Linked DNA regions of Homo sapiens: region 2 is linked to region 1. A link is a loop called in an ENCODE intact Hi-C map of the cell type or tissue named here. Cell type or tissue: Calu3. All regions are shown on one strand. Links, peaks and the distances in the headings refer to the core of each region. The heading gives the core; the rest is flanking DNA.

Evidence for each region. Hi-C counts contacts between places; a loop is a spot of excess contacts. Peaks named below come from ENCODE experiments on the same cell type or tissue, not always from the same donor. Only the 100,000 strongest peaks of a DNase experiment are listed, where the experiment ranks them.
Region 2: a loop joins it to region 1, with 2.5 times the contacts of the local background. A loop is called at or near these places in 2 of 110 quality-filtered maps.

What each region holds. Positions count from the first base shown.
Region 1 is chr20:45,626,978-45,633,141 of GRCh38, forward strand. WFDC9 (WAP four-disulfide core domain 9) reads right to left here and starts at 4,307. Exons shown (of 5, transcript NM_147198.4): 1 at 4,226-4,307. WFDC10A (WAP four-disulfide core domain 10A) reads left to right here and starts at 2,762. Exons shown (of 2, transcript NM_080753.3): 1 at 2,762-2,927; 2 at 3,893-4,219. The coding sequence starts at 2,837. The coding sequence ends at 4,041. In Calu3, for the core only: CTCF peaks have their summits at 2,681 and 2,880; a DNase peak (open chromatin) is centred at 2,694.
Region 2 is chr20:45,447,146-45,453,309 of GRCh38, forward strand. It overlaps LOC105372631 (a long non-coding RNA gene), which reads left to right. Exons shown (of 4, transcript NR_159957.1): 3 at 452-671; 4 at 1,099-1,436. Among named protein-coding and RNA genes, the nearest start is that of WFDC2, 20 kb to the right of the region's middle. In Calu3, for the core only: a CTCF peak has its summit at 3,353; DNase peaks (open chromatin) are centred at 1,246, 3,446 and 5,306.

The DNA.
Region 1 (6,164 bases), core at 365-5,364:
TGGAGGTGCTTTCCTTTCATACATAATTTATTGAAAGTTTTTATCATAAAGTGGTGTTGAATTTTATCAAATGCTTTTTCTGTATCTACTGAGATTACCGTATGGTTTTGTCCCTGATTCTGTTGATGTGAAGTATCACATTTATTGATTTGTGTACATTGAGCCATTCTTGCATTCGTATGATAAATCCCACTTGATCATGCCACATTATCTTTTTGATGTGTTGTTGAATTGGGTTTGTTAGTATTTTGTTGAGGATTTTTGCACCTATTTTCATCAGGAATATTGGCCTGTGGGTTTCTTTATGCTGTCTTGTTATTGTCTGGTTTTGGTATTAAGGTTATGTGGGCCTCATAAAATTGAGCTAAGAAGAATTCCTGCCGCATCAATTTTTTGGAATAGTTTGAGAAGAATTGGTATTAATTTATATTTAAAGGGTCATAGAATTTGGTGGTAAAGCCATATGGTTCTGGACTTTTGTTTCAGGGGAGACTTTTTATTACTGATTCAATCTCCTTACTTGTTATTCGTCTGTTCAGGTTCTTCTGTTTCTTTTTGGTTCAGTGTGGTAGGTTGTATGTGTTCAAGAATTTATCCATTTCCTCTAGGTTTTTGAATTATAAAGGATATCACAAAGGATACAGAGGAAGAGGTGCATAAGGTGAGATATGGGGAAAGGCTAGAGAGCTTCCATGCCCTCCATGAGCATGCTGCTCTCCAACAACCTCTAAGTGTTCAGTGGTAGCCACCTGGAAGCTCTGACTTATATATTTTAATTTGAAATTTCTGTTCAGTTTTGAGTAATTGTCTTTTTTTAGACTAATTTCTAATTATTTCCATTATAGTCTGAAACTATGTCCTTTGTGATGTAATTCTTTAAAATTTTGTTCAGACTTTTTTTATAGCCTAATGTATAGTCACTTTTTGTACATGTTTTATTTGTGCTTGAGAAAAATGTGTTCCTCTAGTTTTTCTATGCAGACTTCTGTATATTTTAATTAAGTCAAGCTTATTAATCATAATGTTCAAATTACCCATCTCTTTACTAAATTTACTACTCTATCAATAATTTGAATGTATAAAGTATAGACCTTCTATATACCCATAAATCTTTCCCCTTATAAATGTCAGTACTTGAGCCTGCCACAATGTTGACTAGACTGCTTTAACAGAAAGCCTCCATCACATAATAACTGAAATACAATATACTTTTTATTTCTTGCTCAAATAATAATTCAAAATGAGTATTCTAAAACAATGGGTATCCTTTTTTCATGTGATAAAAGAAGTCAAGGACCCAGGCTCCTTTCACCTTTTGGCTTCACTAGGCTCTAGAACCTTGTTGTCATCTATACTGAGCTGGTGGAAAAGAAAAAGAGTGTGAAAGAGACTTGCCATCTTCTTAGGGTCTTGACCTAGTAGTGACAAGTCTGTTAGCCAAAATATTTACATTGTGGCACTGGCTGCAAGATGCTTGGGTAAGGAAAATGCAGCTTCTATTTGAGATGATGATTCTCCTCTATATAACCCCTCTTTGCTAGGATAGTTATGACAGTGTCCAGTCTCTAAATTGTTCATTTATGAGTGGACAAAAAGAAAAACTAGGAAAGAGAGAGCCTTTGGGAAGGGTCAAATACCACTCTGTAAACTATAGGTACAAATATCAGAATTTTTGAATTATAAAGGATATCGCAAAGGATACAGAGGAAGGTGCATAAGGTGAGATATGGGGGAAAGGCTAGAGAGCTTCCTTTGAATGTAAATTACAACTGTGGACTGAAGGAGTCTGCATTAGGAGTTCAGAATGTCAGAAAGAGGTTCAAATCTTTAGAAGATTATCATCATCAGAGGAAGAGGGTGATCTTCTTCCCAGCTTGCATGCCTACTGGGAGTCCAGTGACCCTAGGTTGTCCCCTCTTTCTCCTGTTAGGGAAGAAGAAACATCTTCACTTCTGAGAGTTCATTTCCTTCATGATATTCAAGGTCAGTGACCACCTCCTCCTGGACAGCCTGCCAAGCCTTTGACTGATAGGTCTCTCCCCCTGTCTGAGCTCTAAGATATTTACTATGTTTCTCCACTAGCCCTTCTGTCCCATGCCCTACAATAGTCTCTCTTTCTGTGTGTTTATGTGTGTTTAAATTTGTATATGTATATCTGTGTATGTGTTTATATACATTTATATATGAAACAGCTACTTACTCTTTCACTCAGGAATTCTAGCTCTCTTAGTCTAAAGAAATCAAAGATTTATAAATAAAAATAATATGACATTCTCTAGATTATTAGTAATTAGTACAATACAAATACTTGATTATTAGCATTTGAGAGCTGTGCAATTATGAAAATCCACATTTTGAGAAATACTTACATGATTAAATAAGGGTGGCAAAAATAGATAACAAAAGTTGTTTATATTAAAAGGATTGTTTATATTAAATATGGAGAGAAACTAAAAGATAATGCAATGAAACATCAGTTAATTCTAAGCAACTCTTTTTAACAATATATTTTTTCTTTTCTTTTTTCCATAAAACATTTTGTAATTAGAAAGCAGAAATAAATGATATCTTTCATTCTATCGGCAAGAACACAAGACTGGTTATGTGAAAGGAGGAGGCGTCATTCCTGCGGAAGCCCTATCCCACATGACGAACGACAAGGCCAGGGGCAAGCAAAAAGAGGAAGGACTCTCTTGCTCTGCTCCGACTTGGCCAGTAGAGGCAGTGAGGAGCTAAAGATCATTCCTTCTTTCCTTCCTTCACTCTCCGTAGACAGCTCTGCAGGGAAGTCTGTGACAACCTGGCCAGACATAGGGCTCACGATCTGATCAGAGTCATGGCACCCCAGACTCTGCTGCCTGTCCTGGTTCTCTGTGTGCTGCTGCTGCAGGCCCAGGGAGGATACCGTGACAAGAAGAGGATGCAGAGTAGGTGATGGGCTGCTGGATGGGTGAGGGGGAATTGGGTAGGGGGAATGGAGGGCCTGTGTCCAGTCTGAGTAGGACCTAGGAGTTGGAAACTCTCTGCATATCCAGCTCTGACCACAATGTTGTGTAGACTCTGGACTGTCCCTAAACCATGGCCCTCCAGCCCCTTAGCTGGCCCTGGGAATAGTAATGGGAATGAAGAAGAAACCTGCATATTTTGCTGTTCCTTCTCAATACTTAGAGAGAAATGGCACATCCCATAGTGAAAGGCGCACCAGGGCTGAGAATCCAGTGGGGAAAGCAAGACAATTATTATTTGATTTATGCACATTTGTGAGGAGTAAAGATTCAGAAGTGGTTATGACGGTAGGTGTAGGTGTAGAATGGGTATAAGTGTAGGGAAATAGGACATAAGACAAGCAAAAGTTGGGGTACACAGAGCCAAGTTAAGGTTATCATCAAAGGGGCAAGGAGAGTGGTGGTGGAAAGGGAACTAAAGAAGGGGCAGGAAGACTAGAGACAGTGACAGTGAGCAGAAGAGAGGGAGAGACAAGAGGCATGTTGATCCTCATCTCTGAATTCTACTATTCAGAGACTAGGAGAGAGTTTGAAAGATGTCTCATGCTTCTTTGAGCTCTCAGGATCAGACTGTAGATTCTTTGGTGGTGACTTCACCAAGGCCATGACTAGTAAGGGAGATGGAGTTCTGATTGCTGGTGTGTGGAGAAGGTCCAGGAAGCCCAGGCATTGTGGTCTAATGGGGTAAGGTGTACAGTGGAGAGACAGGATTTAAAATATGACCAATCACTAGGATTTGGTGATGGGCAGGAAGGTAGTTCTATGAAGAAGGAATCCAGGAGTATCATGACTGAGACCTGGGTTCAAGGGTCTTGGAGGAGGCTTCAGCTTGAGAAAAATGTTCTCTAGGAAACTGCGTTTATTTACCGTTCTATTCTCCTTGTCAGAAACACAGCTATCCCCAGAAATCAAAGTCTGCCAGCAGCAGCCTAAACTATATCTATGCAAACACTTATGTGAATCTCACCGAGATTGTCAAGCAAATAACATATGCTGTTCTACCTACTGTGGGAATGTTTGCATGAGCATCCTGTGAGTGGGAGAGTGGGCTGGGATGTGCATCCTGCTTCCCAACTCCTCTATCCAAGACTGTGCCCACATCCGAAGCACAAGGACCTCAAGTCACCAGCATAAGAACATCAACAGGAATGCCGCCCTCTCTACTGTCTGAACCCCTTGTCCCTGTCAAATAAACCAGAACAAATGCCCAGGGATCCTACCTCTTTTGCTGCCACTACAGATGATCATTGAGAGCTCACTGTGGCCCCTACAGATGCCCCACTTGTCTTGCGTCCTGGTGTTCAATTTCTCTCCCTGGCTATGCTTCTCTACCCTCCCTCTCCCTCTTTGGCCCACGTATCCCTGCCAGCCCTCAGGATGCCCAGCCCCTTGCTGTTTTGCTCACTGAACCAGTACTCCCAGGGGGAGGAACTGCTCATGTGCAGCATCTCCTGATGCTAAGGAGAACATTTCTCACCCTGGAGTCAGAAGGACCCATTAAGCATGAGATGGGTGGCAGTTAGAACCCGAGATAAAGAGTGGGAGGCCCCCAAGCACTGCTTTGGTCTCCTTAGCCTTGGTGCACCGCCATCCTATGCTCCCCAATCTCTCTGTAAGGTTCAGATTACTGTCTATCATTAGGATAATGAGTCCCAGGAAGTCCAGCAAGCCCAAGGCCACAAGAGAGTGAGAGGATATGATGTGACTGGAAGAGGGTGTTTCCTCTAGGATCACTTTTTCCTCACTTCTCTCCATTACCTGAGACCAGAGGCATCCTAGTGAGAGTGAGTGCCTGCACCAACCCCAAAGCTCCTCCTATCCAGCACCCACCAATATGGCTACTCCTCTGATGGGACCCATTTTGGGCCTCAGGATCTGACACTCCAGCACCTTCCATTAACTGAATAGTCCTTATCTTTCCCAAGCCCTCTTCCTTAGGGGCTGGTTCATTCTCTTTTCTTTAGATCAAGAGGAACACTAAGGGATGTGGAACAGGTGGTTCATGCTGCTGTTGCTAAGGAGTAATTGGCACAGAGTGGCTATGGGTCTTCCCTGTCATCCTACTGTGAGTTGGTGGAAATTAATCAGTGTGGTACAGAATCTCCCACTCTGCAATCGCAACTCCTCTGAAATGATCCTGGGGCTAGATCCAGGGTTGGGTCACATGTAGCTAACTGGGACATGAAGCCAAATGTGAAGAGGTTTCAGGAGGATAGGCCATGCCCAGAGGCAGGTGTGCAGTGTTATGCTCCAGTCTAGTGCTTCTTGCTGGGCCATTCAATGAAAGAGACATCAGAGAAGAAAACTTCCTTCATCAGACCAGAGGCTGTGAGCCACCTCTGAGGCATCACCGGGCTCTGGGTATCTCAGGCTTGTCTTCACCTTTCTCAAGAGCTTCCCTTGGACAAGGAGGTCTTAGGAAAGAGATCATGATCAACCATCAACACAGACACCATCAGATGTACTCTGTGGGCTGTAAGGGCATGATCTCCAAGAGACCTTATTTGGTGTTTCCTTGGATAGCCTCCCTTACCAAGCATCCTCTCAAGCCACCCCCAAACATGCCTACTAGACACTACAGGCATATCTTGTTTTATTGAGCCTTGCTCTATTGCACTTCACAGCTATAGCGTTTCATACAAATTGAAGGTTTGTGGCAACTCTGCATCGAGCAAGTCATCTGGCACCATTTTTCTAACAGCATGTGCTTACTTCATGTCTCTGTGTCACATTTTGGTAATTCTCAAAATATTTCAAACTTGCTAGGCGCAGTGGCTCATGCCTGCAATCTCAGCACTCGGGAGGCCAAGGCAGGTGAATCACCTGAGGTCAGGAGTTCGAGACCAGCCTGACCAACATGGTGAAACTCCGTCTTTAATAAAAATACAAAATTAGCTGAGTGTGGTGGCGCATGCCTGTAATCCCAGTTACTTGGGAGACTGAGGCAAGAGAATCGCTTGAACCTGGGAGGTGAAGGTTGCAGTGAGCTGAGATCTTGCCATAGCACTGCAGCCTGGGCAACAAGAGCGAAACTCCATCTCAAAAAAAAAATTTCAAACTTGTTTTATTATCATATCTGTTGTGATGATCTGTCATCCATAATCTTGGTTATTACTGTTGTAATTGTTTTGGGACACTATGAACTGCGCCCCTAAAAAA
Region 2 (6,164 bases), core at 410-5,409, 180 kb before region 1:
AAAGAGGTGAAGAAGTCTGTGGCTGAATGAACACATTGAATAATTGCAGAGACTTAAATTCTCAAATATTCATAAAAATATTTTACCTTTTTTTTTTTTGAGATGAAGTCTCACTCTGTTGCCCAGGCTGTAGTGCAGTAGCATGATCTCGGCTCACTGCAACCTCCGCCTCCTTCAATTCTCCTGCCTCAGCCTCCTGAGTAGCTGGGACTACAGACACATGCCACCATACCTGGTTAATTTTTGTATTTTTAGTAGAGGCAGGGTTTCTCCATGTTGGTCAGGCTGGTCTCGAACTCCTGACCTCAGGTGATCCACCCACCTCGGCCTCCCAAAGTGTTCGGATTACAGGTGTGAGTCACCATGCTTGGCCATGCCGGTTGTTTCTGCTGCTTGCTGTGTAGACCGCTGTGATGACCATCTTCTTATTGACCCTCCTTTGTCTCTGGAGCCCCGCCACCTGCCTTCTACCTGGAGCCTTCCTTCCAGGTCCTTCTTCAACATCAGCTCCAGGATCTGCAAGATCTTTGGATATGGCCGCTGCAGAAGGAAGGAGAACCACTTCCTGGAGAAGCAGGAGTGAGCCAGGATCTGCCACACAAGAGAGCCGGGAACCCAGGGCATGGGTTAAGGCGAGGAGCAGGTCCGGAGGGAAGATCTGAGGCAAAGAGGTAGAGTTCACAGGTCCTACACCCCTCGCACCTACACAGTGTCCCTCCTCTGATGCTGAGGCTCTCTCTGCCTTCCGAGGAGAAAGTGGCGACGTGTCCTGTGAAACCGCAGACTTAACACATCTTCCAAAAGCCAGCTTGGCAGGAGGTCACTGCTAGAAGCACCTCTGAAATAATCTGAGCCGTCTTACCTGTTCCCCTTTTTCAGATGGGAACACTGAGGCAGCCACCCTGCAGAGTGAGTCTGCAGTGCTCCTGAGCCACCCCCCTCCAGGCTTGGCAAACTCACTGCCTTCTTGTCTGTTGCCTTGACTGCAGGGAGGACCAGAGGTGCTCATTTCTGGGAGGGTCTAGGATCTGCCAGCTGCACAGTGTCCAAGTCAAGGGCTTCAGCAACGACAATTAACAAATTCCTTTCTCTTTGCAGAGAGCCTGTCACCTGTGCTGCCTTGAGATGCTGACATCTGAGGATGCCCCAGACAGGGCCTGTGGCTGCTTTCTGAAATAGTGCAGCACCTTCTCTGCTTCCTCCTCAACCTTCTCCTTCACAGCAGAACCCTGCCTCCTTCCTCTCCCCACAGGCTTGTTTCAGCATTGATTTGATCAACTGAGCACCACGAGAACACAAACCACATTCCTTTGTTTTTTCATCACGTTACCCCCAGCACTTAGGACAGTGCCTGGCACAAAGGAGGTAGTCTGTAAATATTTGCGTAATGAATGAATAAAGGAGGGCATGAGTACATCTCCTCTGCCCAGCACGGATGACAGGCTGAGGGTTTGAATCCAGGACTCTCTCACCGTAGCCCTCATTCTCACTGCATCCTCACCTTCGTCCTCCACCCCCCACCCCCCCACTGGGTTCCTTGGGGATGGCAGGGGTGGAGTTCCTGGCATCCAGTTCTGAGCATCAGCTCTGCCAAGTAGTGGTGGCGGGGGGGTTTTCATGAAAGAATCCCCCTCGCTCCCTGTGATGTTGGACATTTTTCCTTGTCTGTGTAGTTTCAGGCTTTGTCTCTCTGGCCTTATACAATATTTAAAAACATTCATTTTCCAGTTAAACAAACTGGATTGGATACTGTTGTTTGCAACTAAGAACCTTAATATTGGGTGATCTTCCCAATATTTTGCAGAACAGCAGCATCACCGCTTTTCCTGCCATCAGACTGGGCCCTACCAGTTGTAAGAAGAAAACCCATTGCAACACCTACCTCTTAATGGCCACTCCAAGCTACACAAAAACCTGAGTGATGTTTCAACATTAAAGCCTTTTCTTTTTTTTTTTTTTTTTTTACTTTTGGGCCAGGTCAGATTGAGGGGTAGGTTGTTCTCCTGGTCTCTCTGAAGGAGAAGGGAAGGAGCATGAGGGTCAATTGTCTGCTTATCTAAGAAATCCCCTTCCCTGAAGTTGTGTGTGTGTGTGTGTATCTCTGTATGTGTGTTGTAGGGTGGTGGTGGTGGTTTGTTATTTCAGTTACAGCAATAACAACTACCCATTTAGTGGACACCGACCATGTACCAGGCTCCATGCTTAGCCTTTTACACGCATTATTTCATTTAATTCCCAAGAATCCTGTGAAGGAGGGTGCATTATGGTCCCCAGTTTACAGAGGGGGATATGGAGGCACGGTGATGTCACGTAACTGCCATATTGTTTTCCTGGGGCAACTAGAACAAAGGACTACAGACTGACTGGTTTAAACAACTGCAATTTACCCTCTTAAATTCTGGAGGCCAGAAGTGTGAGATCAGGGTGTCCACAGGGCTGCGTTTGCTCTGAAGAAGCTGGGGAAGGATCTGTTCCAGGCCTCTCTCCTGGCTTCTGGAAGCTCCTTGACTTGTGGTCACATAAATCCAGTCTTCACATAGTGTTCTCCCGTCTGTCCCCTTTTTAAGGACACCAGTTGTATTGGATTAGGGCCCACACTGATGACCTCATCTTAACTTGATTACCTTTGTAAAGAGCCCATCTCCAAATAAGGTCACATTTGGAGGGACCTGGGGGTTACGACTCCAAGTAGCTTTTTTGGGAGGACACAGTTCAACCCATAACAGCTGATAAATGGCAGAACCCAGGCATATGTGACAGACCCAAAGGCTTTGTCCTTTGGGAGGAAGATTGTGTAAATTAGAGCCCAGACTTTCCAGCCAGGCTATAAAAGTCCTAATTCTGGGTTTGTCTGAATTTGGGAATTTGGGGATCTAAGAAGCAGCTTATTAGGTAAGGTGGGCGTGGGGGTGAGAAAGGGTGAGGCATCAAGCCCCCCATCACTGTTTGTGACTGAGCTTAATCCCATTGGGAATGCTGGGAGCAGGGCCAGACAATTCCTCGCAGCAGCTATCACCCCCTTTCCCTAGGAGAGCAAGTGTTTATGCACCAGTGGAGATATTCAGGCACCAGTCTCCATATGGACTGAGGGTTTCCGGCTGATCTGGGCCTGGGCCCTCCTTGTGTGGCTTCCAAGGAAGCCCTCAGGCAAAGAGATGCAGACACTAGCACTTGGAAATCAGCTGGTGGCACCGAAGGAGTCAGGTCCGGGGTAAGGGTAGGGCACATATCTTCTGCCACACTCTGTATGTGGCTTTGAACAAGTGATTTAACTTGTAGGTGTGCTCTGTACCTGTCTTCTCCCTGTGTGGGGTTGTTGTGTAGCTAAGTGAATTAACACATGCTGAGCCCTTGGACCATGTAATGACTGCAACTTAAACATTAACTATGATTATTATTGACTAAATGATACTGCCCCCTACTGGAAAATGTGTGACCCGGACATCACTTAGAAACTAGTGCTGGATGGCATTTGGGAGGGAATCTGATCCAACTTCCTCATTTCACAGATGAGGAATTCAGACCTAAGAAAGGGAAGTATGTTGCCCAATGTCACACAGCTAACATATATAATCATTATAATAGACAACCCAGGCAGCCTCATTCACTTGTTCATTCATTCACTCTCATGTGTGTGTATATATGTATATAATTATATACATATATAAAACAGACATGTATATAGCATATATTATGTGTATATAATATACATATTTTATATATTTATACATATTATTTCTATTAATATATAATTACATATACACATGTGTATATGCACATATGTATATAATTATATACATATGCATATAATATATATTATACATGCACATACACATGTATATAATTATATACATATATATGCATATATACACACACATATGTATCACTAGTGTTTGTAAGTGATATCCGGGTCACTCATTTTCCAGTAGGGAATAGTATAATTATATACATATATGTGCACATATATACATAATACATATGTTTTTAGAGACTGGGTATTGCTCTGTCACCCAGGCTGGAGTGCAGTGGTGCAATCATTGCTCATTGTAACCTCGAACTCCTGGCCTCAAGCAATCCTCCTGTCTCAGCTTCCCCAGTAGCTGGAACTACAGATATGTGCCACCATGCTCAGCTAATTTTTTAACTTTTTGTAGAAACAGGGTCTCTCCATGCTGCTCAGGCTGGTTTGGAACTCCTGGCCTCGAGCAATCCTCTGGCCTCGGCCTCCCAAAGTGCTGGGATTACAGGCGTGAGCCACCACGCCAGGCCTCACTCCTAAATATTAAGCACCTGTTTTGTGATAGGCACCAGGAAAACAGTAATGACCAAAACGGTAGCCTCCAAATTTGTTTGATCCCTCACACCACCCATTTCAGTAAAAGGTTTTTTTGTTTGTTTGTTTGTTTGTTTTGTTTTGGAGATGGGGGTCTCACTCTGTCACCCAGGCTGGAGTGCAGTGGTGTGATCTCAGCTCACTGCAACCTCCGTCTCCCAGGTTCAAGCGATTCTCCTGCCCAGCCTCCCGAGTAGCTGGGATTACAGGCGTCTGCCTGGCTAATTTTTGTATTTTTAGTAGAGACAGGGTTTCACCACGTTGGCCAGGCTGGTCTCGAACTCCGGACCCCAAGTAATCTTCCCGCCTTGGCCTCCCAAAGTTTTGGGATTATAGGCATGAGCCACTGTGCCCGGCCCAGGAAAAGGTTTTTGAGTGTGCAGTTCCCGTATTTATAAGTATGTGCATATTGTTGTACTAATATGTACATTATAAGTATTCAATAATATAAATTTTAATAAAGTATAGGCTAGAAATGAATAAACTGAAGTTTCTAAATATTTTCTTTCTGTACCACAGTGCACCCCACTTAGGAGTTGGCTGGACCAGAACAGGGGAGACAGAGGAATAGTTTCAGCAGCACAAACGCTGCGAGAACCCAGGTGGAGGCCCTTAATCTCACCTGAAGAGGTCAAGGCTGGCGTCGCAGAGGAGGCAGCGCTCATCCTGGATTTTGAAGGATGAACTGAATTTTATCAGGTAGAAAGAAAGAGGAAAACATAAGCTTTTGGGTGTGGCAAAGATGTGGGCATTAGAAAAAGGATTCTAATTTCCTTTACCTCCCGCCTCTCCGAAAGGAGTATTTGTATTGGTTTCCAAGTAGCTGTTCTGCATCATAGGAGACCCCAGCTTATTCCTCAAAGTTCACCCAACCCTGAATATAGGTGAACCTGGAGTGCCGTCAGTGGGTAGAAGGGGAAGAGGAGTAACCTAGGAGAGATGGGGGAACCACCTCATTTGCATGAGAGTCGTGCCCTTCTCCCCTGTAGCCTGAGTTTCCTGCTTCCCTCTGCTCCACCCAGCTCATCAGGAGAGAGCCCACTACCTTTCTTACCTCTAAGAAGCAGACCCATGGGGGGAGTGGCATAGGTGTGTGCATGTTGGGATGGGAGAGGGATTTGGTGCTGGAAGAAGAAAAGTTGGGAAAGGCTTCTGAATAATGAAAACCCAGAATTTCATAGAAGTCAGCTCATTAGTCAGCCTTAGCTTTCGTACTTTCTCCAATGGGAAGCTCACCTCCTCTTGGCACCAGGTTCCAGCTGATAGCACTCATTATTAGAAGAGCACTCTTGTTTCCCATTAAACCAGCATATGGGCCAGGCATGGTGGTTCATGCCTATAATCCCAGCACTGAGGCAGGTGGATTGCTTGAACCCAGGAGTTCAAGAGCAGCCTGGGCAACATGTTGAAACCCTATCTCTACAAAAAATACAAAAATCAGCTGGGCGTGGTGGCATGCACCTGTAGTCCCAGCTGCTCAGAGGCTGAGGTAGGAGGATCACCTGATTCTGGGAGGTGACGATTGCAGTGAGCTGTGATTGTGCCACTGTACTCCAGCCTGAGCGACAGAGTAAAACCCTGTCTCAAAAAAAGAAAAAAAAAGAAACAAATATGTGTCCCCTTTGCCCCTGGCCCTTCATTTCCACATGGGTCCTGACTACTCTCAAGAAGCCCACTAACCAGGTCAGCTGTCTTTGTACTAAGACAGTTCTGCAGAGATTGAGAAATGGTAATCAAAGTACTTCCACCTCCCACAAAGTGTATTTTTGGTTCTTGTGCAACATTTTGCTAAGTCCCCTCCAGGAGCTTTCAGTCTCTTAGGATTCATAGT